Linked DNA regions of Homo sapiens: region 2 is linked to region 1. Evidence: read pairs that join two places in POLR2A ChIA-PET (ENCODE). Cell type or tissue: GM12878. All regions are shown on one strand. Each heading gives the region's core, and the rest is flanking DNA. Links, peaks and the distances in the headings are about the cores only.

Region 1 (8,408 bases), core at 154-8,153:
CAACTGGTGCTTGTACCTAATAAGGTTAGTAATGTTTATATATTGTTTTTGTATCCAGATATCAAATTTATACTTCTATGGATGAAGAAAAGAGTGCTAAAAAGCTTCCATGACTCACACAGCAGGTTAATGGAAAAGTCAGGATAAAACCTGACTTTTCCGACTTTCTGATAGGTAAAATTTACCCCATCCCTTAAGGGGTCCCACAACAATAGCAGCAACACAAATCAGAGAATACACTTATGGAATGTTTACCACATGCGAGGCACTATTCTAAGTATTTTAACGTGTATTACTCATTTAATCCTCCCAACAGTCCTCTGAGATATGTACTATGACTACTTTTGTTTTCCAGATAAAAAATTGAGGCAGAGAGTAGGTAACTTGACCAAGTTGTACACGCAATACATCTATAACCAGATGATTCCACATCCTATGCTTTTAATTGCTATACTATCTATGACCCTACTTAGTTCTTAGGCTTCTTTTTAAAAGCTGAGTACTAGCTGGGCATGGCAGCATGTGCCCATGGTCCCAGCTACTTGGGAGGCTGAGGCAGGAGGACTGCTTAAGTCAAGAAGACTGCTTGAGTCTAGGAGTTTGAGGTGATAGTGTGCTATAACCACACTTATGAATAGTCACAGTGTTCCAGCCTGGGCAACATAGTGAGATTCTGTTTCTAAATAAAAACAAATAAAATAAAAAAGCTCAGGCCCAATAGTATTGTTCCAACAGATACAGGAGGTATTATTATTTTCTTGAGGTTCCACAGGTGCTTAGAAAGTGCCCAACTCCTAGTCTAATTTTATAATTTCTAAAAATAAAATATGATGGTTAGGCCAAGAAAAAAAACAAGTCAAATATATCCATAGTCTTACTCATTATTTACATATGTTTAGAGACAGAGTCTTGCTCTGTTGCCCTAGCTGGAATGCAGTGGTACAATCAAGTTCGCTACAGCCTCGAACTTCCAGGCTCAAGCAATCCTCCCATCTCAGTCTCCCAAGTAGCTAGACTATAGGTGCATACCACCATGCCTGGCTTATTTTTTATTTTTTTGTACAGATGGTATCTTGCTATGTTGCCCAGGCTGGTCTTGAACTATTGGCCTCAAGCTATCTTCCTGCCCCGGCCTCCCAAAGTCCATAAACATCAAAACATCTAATATTTGTTACTATAAAGAGGTCAAAATATAGCTTAAAAACTTAAAAAAAATCCAAAATCTTAAATATCATATGTTCAATGTGTGATGTGGCAATACAACTAAACTAAAAAATAAAGCTCACTCACTGTGATAGGCAGAATTCTAAGATGGCTACCCCAAGATCCCCATTGCCTCATATACTCATACTTCGTCCTAGTGATTCAAACACTTGTCTAGGTATTACCATGAAAGGATTTTGCAGATGTAATTATTTAAAACTTTTTTTTTTTTTTTTGAGACAAGGTCTTACTCTGTTACCCAGGCTAGAGTGCACTGGCATGATCATGACTCACTGGAGCCTCGACCTCCCAGGGTCAAGTGATCCTCCCACCACAGCCTCCCAAAGTGCTGGGATTACAGGCATGAGCCAGCTTGCCCGGACTTGCAGATGTAATTAATGCTTACCTTAAGACAGGAAGATTATCTTGGTAGGCAGAATCTAATCATATTAACCTTTTAAAGCAAATTTTTCTCTGGCTGGTTAAAGGATATGATAGTCAGAGATGTGAAGTATGAGAAGAATCTAATGTATCATTGTTATTTTGAAAATGGGGAAGAACAGGATCCTGCTGTGTAGTTAGTGTTTCATAAATACTAGCTGGTTGACTGATACAGCTTTGTACCCTCTATTCTGGTATGTTATTAGTACATCAAAGACCAGAAAAATCATTAGGTTTATGTATTTGTTGTGTCCCTCACATGACCTCAACTCTATGCTTACTAAAGTGGCCCACTTAATCTTGTGGTTGCAAGACACCTTTAAAGATCTTATCCAGTGCAACTGGAGGCCGTTATCCTAGGCGAACTAAGTCAGGAACAGAAAACTAAATACTGCATGTTTTCACTTATAAATGGGAGCTAAAAACTGGGTACTCAGGGATATAAAGATGGTAACAATAGAAACTGGGGACTACTAGAGGGGTAAGGAAGATGGGGGCAAGGGTTGAAAAACTATTGGGTGCTATGCTCAGTACCTGGGTGATAGGATCATTCATACCCCAATTCTCAGCATCATGCAATATACCCAGGAAAGAAACCTGCATATATACCTCCTGAATCTAAAATAAAATTGAAAAAAAAAAAAGATTTTATCCAGCTATGTACTTGATAATTTAACCCCATCTGTAAAAGTCACATCAGAAGGTTATCCAGCCCACACTTGACCATTTACAGTGATGTGGTCCCTCTCCCATTTGTGCACAAGTCAGACTACTAACTCAGACCGAGTTGAAATCTACCTTGTTTTACCTTTAAATCCACAGATCCTAGTAACTCTTATTGAAGAGGTTGCACATTGACAGCCCATGGGTTGTGCATGGCATATTTTGTTTGGCTTGAATAGCTGGCCAGCAAGGTCTTGATTTAAAAAGCAAAAGCAAAACAAAACAGGCCTAGGTAAACAATGAACCTAGAGTAAGATGAAGCATAGGACTTTACCTTAAAGTCTGAGACAGTAATAAATGAGAGCTGCCCCCTTTGATAGCACAGGAGCTGCCTAAGTCTGAGCTTGTGTTTTCATTTTAAAATGGGGATAATGCCTACCTCACGTGACTTTTGTAAGATTATGTATATAAAGCACTTGGCATAGTAGCTAGCACATAATCAGTGCTCAATAAGTGGCAGCTGTTTTCTCCAGGCTATCTCTTGCTGCTCCTTTTACCAGTCTGGTTACTTTCCTTAGAAGGAACACATCTCCTCTCCAGAACACATGGACACAGGGAGGGGAACATCACAGACCGGGACCTGTCGGGGGTAGGGGGCTAGGGGAGAGATAGCATTAGGAGAAATACCTAATGTAGGTTACAGGTTGATGGGTGCAGCAAACATCATGGCACGTGTATACCTATGTAACAAAACTGCACATTCTGCACATGTGCCCCAGAACTTAAAAGTAAATAAAAAAAAATAAAAGTTAAAAAAAAAAAGAAGGAACACATCTCCTTTCCCTTAGATCTTTAATGTTACCTTCTTTCTCTTTGCTTTTTTTTTTTTTTAGAGATGAGATCTTGCTATGTTGTCCAGGCTGGACTCGAACTCCTAGGCTCAAGTGATCCTCTTACCTCAGCCTCCTGAGTAGCTTAATGTTATCTTCTTAATGAGGTCTTCCTTTGCCAACCTATGTAAAACTAACATCCCCTTCTCTCACCTTCCTGGCTTCATATATCACCATTGCCATGATCACCAAGTAACACACAGTTATTTATTTAGTCTATCATTTGTCTTCCAATCAATATAAAATCCATACAGCAGGAGTTTATATATATATATTTAACTACTGTAGCCCTGATACCTAGAAGAGCGCCAGACATTTGGTAGTGCTGAATAGATAACTGCTTATTGAGTCAACAAATATCTTTCCTAAAGTCTGGTGCTCAAGTCTACACAAGTGAGCTGACAAGTGCTGAGTACATTGGGTCAATTTTCCTTCTTGTTAATGTAGTCTTTGCATTAAAGACTGAAATTAATAGTTTATAATCTTGGAGTGTATATATATATATATACTTTTTTTTGGAATTTTATATATATATATATTTTTTCTTTTTTTTCTTTTTGAGACAGAGTCTTGCTCCGTTGCCCAGGCTGGAGTGCAGTGGTACCATCTTGGATCACTGCAACCTCTGCCTCCTGAGTTCAAGCGATTCTCCTGCCTCAGCCTCCTGAGTAGTTGGGACTACAGGCACCTACCACAACACCCAGCTAATTTTTTGTATTTTTAGTAGAGACAGGGTTTCACCATGTTGGCCAGGCTAGTTTCGAACTCCTGACCTCAAGTGATCTGCCCGCCTCAGCCTCCCAAAGTGTTGGGATTACAGGCGTGAGCCACCGTGCCCGGCCCGTGTATTTTTTAAAGTAGGGAATCTAAGACAATTCAGTTGAAAAACTATAAACAAAATGTTTTTGTTCTTTTACAAAATGTCCTTAAGAATGTAAATTATGTACCCAAATAGTTATTTAAAAGACTTTTCTGATGCTACAGATATTTTAATTTTGGAAATTTTACTTGTAGGGATGTAGACAAATTCCTGTTATGATCTTGAGGTCAAAGAGATACATGGTTGACCATTACAGTGTAATGTAAGTCAACTGCTTTTATTATACCACTCCTTAACATGAGGTAATCTAATTCTGTTCCTGTTTGCTTTTTTATTTCTGTCTAAGCCCTTATAAGGGTAAACTGTCTCCTTTCTTCTTCTATTTGGCCACAGTCATTATTTAATTCCCAGGATTAAGATCAGCAGCTGTGTACTGAACGTTCTCACTAAGACTAAGAGTTTTCAGAATGTGAAATGGATTTTGTACTAGTCTCCATACAGTGGGATAAATAAATGCTGATCACGAGACAAAAACCTTACCTGCCTTGAATTATTTGGGACAAAGTAAGGACTAATCCTTTTCTATGATAAAGGTTTTCCCCTCATATCCAATTCCTTTTAAACGATTCCTTCCCCAAACTTACAATTATAAGCACTGAGTAATTATTCAGAAATACCTTGGTGGTTTAATACGGCTGTCTTTAAATGGTGTGAGATGCTGGACTCTAGCAAGACTGCCTGTTTTTATTTGACTTAGTTCAAACAAGAGTCTTGGTTCTCTTTGTAGGCTGGCTAACAAGCAGAGCAATCCCATAAACGTAGTTTAGTCTGACTCAGTTCACAAATACATACATACCTGAAAGAAGATCCTTGGTAGGGAGGTTGTTTGAAGAAAGAATGCATGAGTCACTGTGACTCTTGGCAACTGTTCTAATTTGAGGCTGGAATTCAGAACTGTTCAGAAGGGACATCTGCTTCCGTGGAGCTCTGCCTTTCAGAGTTACAGACTCTAAACTCTGTCCTGAATTAAGACTGTGCTGTAGTCCAAAGGAAGAATCCTTTATTGTATCAGGGTTCTCTGCAAAGCATACATGGTCTTTTCCCCTGTTTTTTTAAAAAGGGAGAACATCAGCAATATATAATCTATTATGGTAACATTCTATTTTGTCAGAGACAGAAAGTAGACCAGTGGTTTTGGCAAGGTAGTTTGGACCTCAAAAAGCGTGACTTATTTGCAATACAACTTTGTAAATCTCTTTTTCATCTCCCAAATTATAGAAATAATAGATGCTTTACCTACAGTGAGGGAGTCATAGCTTAAATGAGACAATAAAACGAAGAGCTCAGCAGAGCCTGACACAAAGCAAATGCTTCATAAATAATTACTTAAAACAAAAACCTGATTCTTATTCCATTCTGTTTCACAGAATAGCTCCCTGTCCCTCTTTTCCCTCATGAACATCTGTCCTGCATCTGGATATCATTTAGTCATTTATCTGTATGTTGGCTTCTCCGCTAGATTGTGAGTAGTCCTGGAAAACAGAAATCATGTCTTACTTATTTCTAGGCCCAGCACCTAGTATCAAACCAGGACCAGAGTGGGTGCTTCACAGTTATCTGCTAAATGAGGACTGTGCCTCTCTCTGCTGTTAATCTTTTACTCAACCATAAATGAAAGACAGAAATCACAACTACAGTGCAGTTAACTGACAGATTGACTGGTATTAGGTATGGTAATTACCTCGGAGTGGTTGATCTACTGCTGTTGGCTGCTAACTCTTTTCCATCAATTTTGATGGTATGTATGTCGCGAGGCCTTGATGGAACCTGAAACTGGGTACTGCTGGGTTCAGTATTCTCTCTGAATCCCTGCTTAGATAAAAGCACATTTTCTGTCATGTCAGTGGTAGGAAGTGGATGGTAGCTGTCGTAAGTTTCTGACAGAGGTTCCAGGGCAAGTGAGACCTAAGAGAGACAGGTAGTATATGAGAAATTTTCTTTAGCATTGATTAACTAATTTTAAGACTCCCCTGCTTAATATTAATTAATGTCCCCCATTCCCTACAGGATTGTAAGGAATGTCCCCCATTCCCTAGAGGATTGTAAGGAATGTCCCCCATTCCCTAGAGGATTGTAAGGAATGTCCCCCATTCCCTACAGGATTGTAAGGAATGTCCCCCATTCCCTAGAGGATTGTAAGGAATGTCCCCCATTCCCTACAGGATTGTAAGGAATGTCCCCCATTCCCTACAGGATTGTAAGGAATGTCCCCCATTCCCTACAGGATTGTAAGGAATGTCCCCCATTCCTTACAAGATTAATGTCCCCCATTAATTGTCTAAATTCCTGCCTACCTTGGAAGCCTCATCTCTTACTAAGCTTCCTTCCTTCATCCCTCTGTTCCAATAGACCAATTACTTATGGTTCTCTAAATGTACCTTATATTTCATTGCTTTATGCCTTTGTATATACAATTTCCCCCAGTATTCCTTCTTTACGTCTAAGTAGAGATGCCATGTCCACTGCCTTCTTCATGTTTCTACTTAATCTGTATCTATCCATTAGCATAATCACCATTTACTGAACCTTTTACTACAGGCCAGTAACTGTGCTAAGTTCCTCATATAGAGAAGATAATGTGATTATACAAGGCCATCAGGAAAGTATATTACCCTAATTCGAAGATTCTTTTTTTTTAAAGCAAAGACTTGGAGAAGGTACTTGCGACCTTTCATTCATCATCCTGATTAGATTATGCATTCCTTGAAGCACGGGCTATCTTCTTCATTTTTCTATCGACTACTTAGCATAGTGTGTGTATAAATAGTATGCAAGTCTAATATGCCTAATAATGCTAATGGTCTGATGAATAAAAGAAGGACATAACATTTTCTGCATTCTTATTATTAGTTGCTTGGGAAAAATAAGGTCCTAGTTCTATGCTGGAGATGAAGAGGGGTGAGGAGGGAGGACAACTAAGATGAAAAGGTAATTACTTTAAGTTTCCTTATCATCTCCTTCCTGTGAGTTCAAGTTCTTTGTGAAAAGACTCTCTAGTCCTCTGAAAATCCCAATGGAGAAACGCCTAATGGAGGAATGAAAAATAAAATGGAGTTTTGAAGCAAAACCTTAAGGAAGAAAGTGAAGGATATACTCCAAAGGAAAAGAATAGTAGCGCTGAAAGTTCAGTTTCAATGACAAAGAAAGCAGAAGGAATTGTTTAAGCACCCAAAGACCGTCAAATAATGAATGCCCTAACACAAAAATGAAAAACTGCAGTTAGATGTTTTACGATGTCTCTGGGAAGGTCAATGAAATATTTTATCCAGAAGAACTGCCAAGGCACAAACTCAATAAAACATGCCTGGGTCTTGATGAGAATTCTGTTCATGAACCATAATATAAAGTCCTTCAAATCTATTCATCATGAAGATCTTTGTACAAAGACAAATGACAGCAATGCGGTGGGATGAATACTATGTGCAGTGATCACTGTTAACAGCATCACATAAAATCCTGGTTGCTCAAACATAAATGCCAGGAAGTGTTCCCTTACCATTCATCACTTGCCAAAGACTGCCTCTGCATTCTAGAAACAAAGGAGACACTGAGGATAAAGGTAGTGTTCCTGGCCTTAACAATGAACTGCTGACTGGCCACAGAGTTTGCTTTAACTCATAGGCCTGTACTGCCATTGGCCCTTGAATAAAGAGTCAGAGAAAGTCCAGACACTTGCCACGCCCATCTTACAATCAAAACACAGTGGCCTAACTCCTTTGTTTAGTTAAACAAATACTTGTTGATACCAGCTCTGTGCCAGGCTCTGTGCTACCTCCCTGAGGAAAACAGAGGACTAAAACAGGGACTCACACTGTAATCCCAGCACTTTGGGAGGCAGGGGTAGGAGGATTGCTTGAGCCCAGGAATTTGAGACTGGCCTGGGCAACATAGTGAGAACCTGTCACTACAAAAAATTTAAAAAAAAAAATTAGCTGGGCATGGTGGCATGTACCTTGAAGTCCTAGCTACTCGCTAGGCTGAGGCAGGAGGACTGCTTGAGCCCCGGATATTGAGGCTGCAGTGAGCTATGATTGTGCCACTGTACTACAGCCTGGGCAACAGAGCAAGACTCTGTTTCAAAAAAAATAACCCCCTCCTCCCCCACAAAAACACCCTCTGCCTCAGAGGATCATAGTATTTTGTAGAGGAAGTTAGAAAAAAAAGTAATTTTTCCATTTCTCTATCGGCCAGGAAGGGCAGTGGTGACATACCTATCAAGTACAATGACTACGGCTTCTAGTGCTTTGGCAAAAACCTTAGATATGGTTGCAATTTCATATTGTTGGAACATTTGCTGTATCCCTGGGGGTTACAGATCTCTCTCTGTTTGC
Region 2 (8,265 bases), core at 266-8,265, 190 kb before region 1:
TCAGCAGGCGGAGCTGATGGACCAGTAAAATATGTCTTTTTCAGCTTTCCTTTCTTTTCTATGATTTCCTCCGGCTCCTGTGCCTCGCGTTCAGAATCTGATGTTAGTTTCTTACACTCATCCTCCTCTTCTTCATCTGAATCTGCCTCATCATCTGTTTGAAATGGCTCAGGAGCTGCCTTTATTAACGCCCACACTGACCAAACAGAAACTGGAATTTTGGCTCCATCTTTATATGCCTTTTTAAAATCTCTGCCAGTTCTTTCCCATTCATCCAACTCCATAGTCCCTTGTTCCGGAAGCCATGGGCAGAACTGCTCTACTGTGCTGAAAAGTGTTAATAGACTTTGAGTACTAACTTTCACTCCCCCTCTCCGTAATAAATGCCTTAAGAAATTTAAATAAGCAGAATATTTGCTTTCATTCTGTCCCATTGTTACCCTGGTTCTTCCAAGCGTCCAGCTTACCTGCCGAGCTTCTTTCAGTCATCCTCTGGTGTCCTCTGACAATTGTCCTCTGCTTCCGCATGCTCTAGCGTTCCTTCACAGGGGTTTTCGTTGCCCCACATTGGGTGCCAGAAATGTTGGAGTGATCAGACCCAACACCAGGCTGTGGGGGCTACAAAGTCTGGCAGAGTCGAAGGAATGAGACAAGACAAGAATGCATAAAGTGGGTCCAGGGGGCCAACACCAGTATGGCAGCTGCGAAGGCCCTGAGCTCTGGGAGCCCACGCTCTTTATTGGTGATCAAACAGAAGCAGGTGGTGAGGACGTGAGGACATGGGGTTAGAAAGGAAGCGGTGCATCAAGCGTTTGACCTATAGCTGTGGCAGTTTAGCATTTTCTTTTAAGCATATGGAGTATGCTCTGCTACTCGAGATAATGGAGAACGTGTTTTTCTATCTCAAGATAACAATCAATTTACAAACCTGGGACAGCAAGAAGCAAGGAGCCAGCAAGTCTGGACACATTCCAGAGGCCACAAGGGGTTTTATTCCCTGAGCCCTGGATTGCATCCAAGCCACGAGGGGTTTTATGCCCTGGGCTTAGATTGTGGTGTGGCAGGGCAGCCTTCCACCCTTTGGCACAGAGCTTGGTGTTCCAAAGGCCACGAGGGGTTTTAGACCCTGGACCCAGGACATGTTCCAAGACTCTCTTACGTTATGTCAGACAAGCAAGACTTGCCTCAGCTCTTCTAGCAACACATTGCCCCAGTGATAGACCAATGGACAGTAGTTCCAGACACCAACCCATGCATATGTGGAAATTTCATATCTAACACAGCAGTCAGTACAGATCGGTGGGAAGACAATGGACAATTAAATAAATGATCTGAGCAGTTGGATATCTTTCAGAAAAGATACTATCTTGCTCCATATACAAAAAAATAAACTCTAGGTGTGTTAAATATTTAAATGTGAAATGGACTTTCGGAAGATCATATAGGTGAAGATCTTTATGCCCTCACATAAGGAAATATTTCTTAAACTAGACACACACAAAACGTGTAACCAGAAAGGAAAAGATTGATACATTTGACTTTTAAAAAGGTGAAAAAAGCTTCAAGTTGAAGAAAGGATTCGTATTTCATATTATCAACAAAGAGTTTGTTTTCAAAAAACATAAAAAGCCACTAGTCAGTTTTTTTTTTTTTTTTTTTTTTTGAGACGGAGTTTCGTTCTTGTTGCCCAGGCTGGAGTGAAGTGGCACAATCTCTGCTCACCGCAACCTCTGCCTCCCAGGTTCAAGCTATTCTTCTGCCTCAGCCTCCCAAGTAGCTGGGATTACAGGCATGCGCCACCATGTCCAGCTAATTTTGTATTTTTAGTAGAGATGGGGTTTCTCCATGTTGGTCAGGCTGGTCTTGTACTCCTGACCTCAGGTGATCCATCCACCTCGGCCTCCCCAAGTGCTGGGATTACAGGCATGAGCCACTATGCCCGGCCTGTCAGTTTGTAAAAAGGATAGTCAAATAGAAAAAAATGGGCAAAAACATAAATAGGTGTTTCACAATGAGGAAAAACAAATGGCCAATAAGTATGAAAAGATACTCAACCAAGAAATGCAAATTAAAATCCACAATGAGATGCCACTTTATGCCTACTATATTGGCAAACGTTTTAAAACTTGACATCAAGAGTTGGTGAGGGCCAGGAGTGTTGGCTCATGTCCATAATCCCAGCACTTTGGGAAGCTGAGATGGAAGGATCACTTGAGCCCATGAGTTCAAGACCTGTTTGCACAATATGGCAAGACCTCGTCTCTACAAAAAATTTAAAAATTAGCCTGATGTGGTGGTGTGTGCCTGGGTTTCCAGCTACTTGCGAGGCTGAGGCAGGAGGATTGCTTAAGCCCAGGAAGTCGAGGCTGCAGGAGGTTGAGCCATGATCGCACCACTGCACTCCAGCCTGGGCAATAGAGGGAGACCCTGTCTTAAAAAAAAAAAAGAGTTGGTAAGGATATGAAGCAAAAGAAACTGATACACTGCTGTTGCCAGCGTAAATTAGAAAACCACACCAGAAAACTTTGGCATTGCCTTGCAAAGTGGGCGCATATACCCAAATGTTCATCAACAGAGAGTACTATACAGCCTGTGACAATAAGTCACACACACAAATACCTACCATTTGTATAAATGATACCATTTATATAAAGTTCAAAAATATGAAAAGGTAAATATGTTGCTGTGGATATTTGCAGTGTGGCACTGGAGCTGGCTTGTACTGGCTTGGGAAGAACTGGCAAATGCCACAAAACAGCACACCACTGGGTACAGGCATATGGAGTAAAGCTCTAAAGAAAAGCAAGAGAATTACAAACAGGTAGGGAGGGGCACATCGGGGCAATATTCCTTCAACAAGGAATGTTCTAATGCTGCTCTTTTTCTTCCTAAGAAGAAAAAACAAATAGAAGTTAGCTGGGTTGAGGCGAGGGTCTGTGGTGGGTGGGGTGGGAGGTTCTGAGCAGAGGTAGCAGCAGAGGTGAATGAGGAGAGGGGATGGCTGGTTTGGGCAGTGGCAGGCACTGCAGTCCATTCTGACAAGCAGTGGGTGCGTGTAGGGCAGTGGTGAGAGCTCAGGTGGAAAGGGAGGCACCAGATCACAGAGGGCCTGTGTGCCATGGTAAGCAGTTTGGAGTTCACTCGAAGTAATGAGGAGTGTGGGCTTTGCAGAACAGAGACAAGGCAGGCAGGCCCGCGAGGAAGTTGTTGTGGTCTTGCTGAAAGATGAATCCAGAGCTGGGCCCTGATTATGAGGAGGAAGAGCAGAGGAGCTGGGCTTGAGAGGTTGTCTAGGAAGCAGAATGGACTGAGCTTGGTGACCAGTTGGATTTGGGATGTGCATGGAAAACAGGGCTCTGCTGTACTCAGAGAGGTGGAGCATAACTCCCTCACTGTAAGGGTGGGCCGCACAGTGACTGCCTTCCAAAGAGTGCAATACAGCAAGTGGGGAAGGAGGGCTGGCGCGGTGGCTCACGCCTGTAATCCCAACACTTTGGGAGGCTGAGGTGGGTGGATCACTTGAGGTCAGGAGTTTGAGACCAGCCTGGCCAACATGGTGAAACCCCGTCTCTAGTAAAAATAACAAAAATTAGCCGGGCATGGTGGCACATGCCTGTAATCTCAGCTACTTGGGAGGCTGAGGCAGGAGAATCGCTGGAACCCGGGAGGCAGAGGTTGCAGTGAGCTGAAATTGTGCCACTGCACTCCAGCCTGGGCGATGGAGTGAGACTCCATCTCAAAAAACAAAAACAAACAAACAAAAAGAAAAACACCAAACAAATTCCAATTGCAGGACATTCTACAAAACACCTGACCATTATTACTTAAACTGTCAAGGTCATCAAAAACATGGAAAGTCTGAGAAACTGTCACAGTCAGGAGGCACCAGAGGAGATGCAACAGCTAAGTGTAACGTGGCATCCTGGATGGGGTCCGGAACAGAAATAAGATATTAGGTTAAAACAACTAGTAAATCTGAATAAAATGTGGATTTTAGTTAATAATAATGTATCAATATTGGTCATTATTTGTGACAAATGTACCATACTAATGTAAGATGTTAATAATAGGGGAATGTGAATGCAGTGGCTCACACCTGTAATCCCAGCACTTTGGGAGGCCAAGCCGAGCCCAAGAGTTCAAGACCAGTCTGGGCAACATGGTGAAACCCCATCTCTACAAAACATACAAAAATTAGCCAGGCATGGTAGTGCACGCCTGTGTCTCAGCTACTTGGAAGGCTGAGGTGGAAGAATCCCTTGAGCCTGGGAGGTTGAGACTGCAGTGAGGTGTGATCCTGCCACTGCCCACCAGCCTGGGTGACAGAGTGAAGACCCTGTCTCAAAAACATGATAATGATAATAATAATAATAAAATAGGAGAATGTGGATGTGAGGTATATGGGAACTCTCTGTACTGTCTTCTCAACTTTTCTAAACTCTAAAACTGTTCTAAAATAAATGTATTTTTAAAAAATTAGCCAAATGCATTTCTTCTAAAACCTTTTTATTAAAACTAATTACTGCTCTCTTTAAAAACAAAAACAAAATAAAACAGAGCCCTGTGAGTCTTCAATTTCCGAGTTGAGTGACCTTTCACAGGGTCGCAGAATCAGCCCCAGCTCTCCCCCAGTCCTTTCACTGACTCCTCTCTGTGGCAGAGCTGAAATTTGTTTAGGGAAGTGGGACTACAACTCCCAGAGTGCACCTGTGCGGTTGTCAGGAGCAACCAAGGAAGCCAACTAACAGCCTTGCTAGAGTCTGAGGACTATCCAGGGCCTGACTGCCAGCTAGCCAGCCATGGGCCAGGATTATTACTCTGTGCTCGGGATCACTCGCAATTCAGAGGATGCCCAGATCAAGCAGGCGTAAGTTGGGGTGGGAGCCAGGCCTTAGGGGTGTGCTGGGGCAGGCCCTGCCCTCTTCTCTTCCAAAACGAGCTTTCCTGCACAGCTTAGCGCAGACAAGGTAAACCTTGTTCCTCCTTTCACTTCTTGCATACCTGTATCCTGGCTTTGGTCTGGGTCAGGGCCCAGGTTGGAAATTTGAACTCTTTAGTTCCTCAATCTGCTCCCAACCCATCTCCCTTTATGCTCCATGCCCTATATCCTCTCCTGGGTGCCTTGCTTTTCCCAGCAATGAAGTGGGGACAAAGGAGCCATTTGAACTTTATCTTGAATATTATGGAGAACCAGAGGCTTGTGAACAAGGGAGTGGCCAGGCCAGATGGATGTTTTAAATTCAATTCTGGCCATGATGGAGGTTTTCAGCATTGACTAAACTACATTCCTGAATACTTCCATCGGATCTTAAGGACGTTCTGGCTCGTTCCTAAGAAAGCCTACAACAGGAGTCAGTACATTTTTCTGAAAACATGTTTTTGTTTTTTGTTTTGAGACGGAGTCTTGGTCTTGTTGCCCAGGCTGGAGTGCAATGGCGTGATCTCGGCTCACCGCAACCTCCACCTCCTGGGTTCAAGCGATTCTTCTGCCTCAGCTTCCCAAGTAGCTGGGATTACAGGCATGCACCACCATGCCCAGCTAATTTTGTATTTTTAGTAGAGATGGGGTTTCTCCTTTTTGGTCAGGCTGGTCTCAAATTCCCGACCTCTGGTGATCCACCCGCCTCAGCCTTCCCAAGTGCTGGGATTATAGGTGTGAGTCACCGCACCTGGCCAAAAACATGTTTTTTTTTTTAACAAATATTTATTGAGCGTCTACCACAAGGGTTGAGAGGGTACTTCACTCCTGCTGCAGTGGTAGCAGCTGGAGATAAATGTCGGAATCCGACATCGACACTCCCTTACCTCATGCAGCTAGATTTTGTTGCTGAATAGATGTTGAATAAGTCACCACAACTGTGATGAGTGTTACAGAAGAGGAAGTATGGGGGGCTGTGGAAGTTATCTTGGAAGGAGAGAGACCCTTTAGGAGGCTGTTCGTGGTAATCAAGGCAAAAGATGAGGCCAGAGAAAGGGGAGGGAATGGACTTGGTAATTAAGTGGATCACTGGAGGGTGAAGAAAAGAGGAGTCCAGGATAACTCAATCAATTAAGTTAGGCAGTGACAATAGGTGTATGTTTTGAGTGTGTAGGTGCTGTTCTGAGAACTTTCCATCACTGTTTAACCCTCACAACAGCCCTGAGAATTAAGTGCCATTATTATCCCACAAGTGCACTAGTAAATGGTGGAGCCAGTGTTCAGATATCAGGCCTCCCAGAGTTGCCAGTCATGGGCCTATTCCTGGGCCAGGTCCTGTAGGGGATCAGTGGCATAAGTGGAGAGTCTGCGGTGTTGGAGAAAAAAGACACAAACTCATGAAAGGATCTGAGAACAATTCAGGACAGTGTATGATGTCACCCACTCTTCGGAGCATCTCATTGACCAGAAGGACCCATCCAGGGAAAGGTAATCAGGAGGAAGGGCAGTGGGCGTGCAGAAAGATAAGCACAGCTTAAGCACTGGAAAGGGCTGGATCAGAATCCAGATTCACTTACCTGCTAGCTGCGTGACCTGGGCAAATTACTTAACCTCTTTGAGCCGAAGTTTTCCCATGTCTAAAAATCATCATCATAATAAAGGTTGCTGTGAGATTGAAATAGGATTAGATGAGATAATGCATGTGTCCAGCAATCATTTGCATGTGAAACCATGTCATATAAAGAGTGATTAAGGCCTGGCATGGTGTTTCATGCCTGTAATCTGAGCACTTTAGGAGGCCAAAGCAGGAGGATCCCTTGGGCCCAGGAGTTTGAGAGGGCAGCCTGGGCATCATAGGGAGACCCTGTCTCTACAGAAAATTTAAAAATTAGCTGGGCATGATGGCACACACCTGTAGTCCCAGCTACTTGGGAGGCTGAGGTGGGAGGATTGCTTGAGCCCAGAAGGTAGAGGCTGCATTGAGCTATGATTGCACCACTGCACTCCAGTCTGGGCAACAGAGCAACACCTGTCTCAAAAAAATAAAAATGGCTGGGCCGGGCACCGTGGCTCATGCCTGTAATCCCAGCACTTTGGGAGGCCGAGGTAGGCGGATCACGAGGTCAGGAGATCGAGACTGTAGCAGGACGAGCCGCAGAAAAAACCTCTCAGACACCGAGTTGTAGAAGGAAGAGCTTTATTCAGCTGGGAGCATCGGCCAGCTACTGCCTTAAAATCCGAGCTCCCCGAGTGTACAATTTCTGTCCCTTTTAAGGGCTCACAACACTAAAGATTTCACATGAAAGGGTCGTGATTGATTTGAGCAAACAAGGGGTACGTGACGGGTTTCATGCACTGGTAGTCAGAGAGAAACAGAACAGGGCAGGGAGTTTCACAATGTTCTTCTATACAATGTCTGGAATCTATGAATAACATCGGTTTCTAAATTATGAGTTGATTTTTAACTACTGGGTTTAGGCCAGGCAGGCCCAGGCCTGGTTTCAGGCCTGGCGCTGGGCTGCCTGTCTTTGGTTTTACTTCCTTGTTGCTTTTTTTTAAAACAGGTACTGAGTATAAAACAATATGAGATGGTCGCTCTCTTCCCTCAAGACCATCCTGGCTAACACACTGAAACCCCGTCTCTACTAAAAAATACAAAAAATTAGCCGGGCACCTGTAGTCCCAGCTACTCGGGAGGCTGAGGCAGGAGAATGGCGTGAACCCGGGAGGTGGAGCTTACAGTGAGCGAGATTGCGCCACTGCACTCCAGCCTGGGCGACAGAGCGAGACTCTGTCTCAAAAATAATAATAAAATAATAATAATAATAATAATAATAATAATAATAATAATAATGGCTGGACACAGTGGCTCACACCTGTAATCCTAGCACTTTGGGAGGCTGAGGCAGGTGGACCACTTGAGGTCAGGAGTTTGAGACCAGCCTGGCCAACTTGGTGAAACCACTTCTCTATTAAAAATACAAAAAATTAGCCAGGTGTAGTGGCGCATGCCTGTAATCCCAGCTACTGGGGAGGCTGAGACAGGAGAATTGCTTGAACCCAGGAGGCAGAGGTTGCAGTGAGCCGAGATCGTGCCATTGCACTCCAGCCTGGGTGACAGAGTGAGACTTCGTCTCAAAAAAATAAATAAAAAAAAGTAGGCCGGGCGCAGTGGCTCACACCTGTAATCCCAGCACTTTGGGAGGCTGAGGCGGGCGGATCACGAGTTCAGGAGATCAAGACCATCCTGGATAACATGGTGAAACCCCGTCTCTACTAAAAATACAAAAAAATAGCCGGGCGTGGTAGCAGGTGCCTGTAGTCCCAGCTACTCGGGAGGGTGAGGC

What was found. Peaks named below come from ENCODE experiments on the same cell type or tissue, not always from the same donor. Only the 100,000 strongest peaks of a DNase experiment are listed, where the experiment ranks them.
Region 2: POLR2A ChIA-PET joins it to region 1 with 11 read pairs; 2 of 35 experiments call an interaction of 5 or more read pairs at or near these places.

The regions. Positions count from the first base shown.
Region 1 is chr11:74,133,847-74,142,254 of GRCh38, forward strand. C2CD3 (C2 domain containing 3 centriole elongation regulator) reads right to left here. Exons shown (of 33, transcript NM_001286577.2): 4 at 5,759-5,982; 5 at 4,874-5,121. Among named protein-coding and RNA genes, the nearest start is that of C2CD3, 33 kb to the right of the region's middle. RefSeq lists an enhancer at 4,778-5,072 and a silencer at 4,778-5,072. In GM12878, for the core only: no CTCF peak of the experiment used is centred there; no DNase peak of the experiment used is centred there.
Region 2 is chr11:73,946,271-73,954,535 of GRCh38, forward strand. DNAJB13 (DnaJ heat shock protein family (Hsp40) member B13) reads left to right here and starts at 4,756. Exons shown (of 8, transcript NM_153614.4): 1 at 4,756-4,867. The coding sequence starts at 4,800. In GM12878, for the core only: no CTCF peak of the experiment used is centred there; DNase peaks (open chromatin) are centred at 4,681 and 7,242.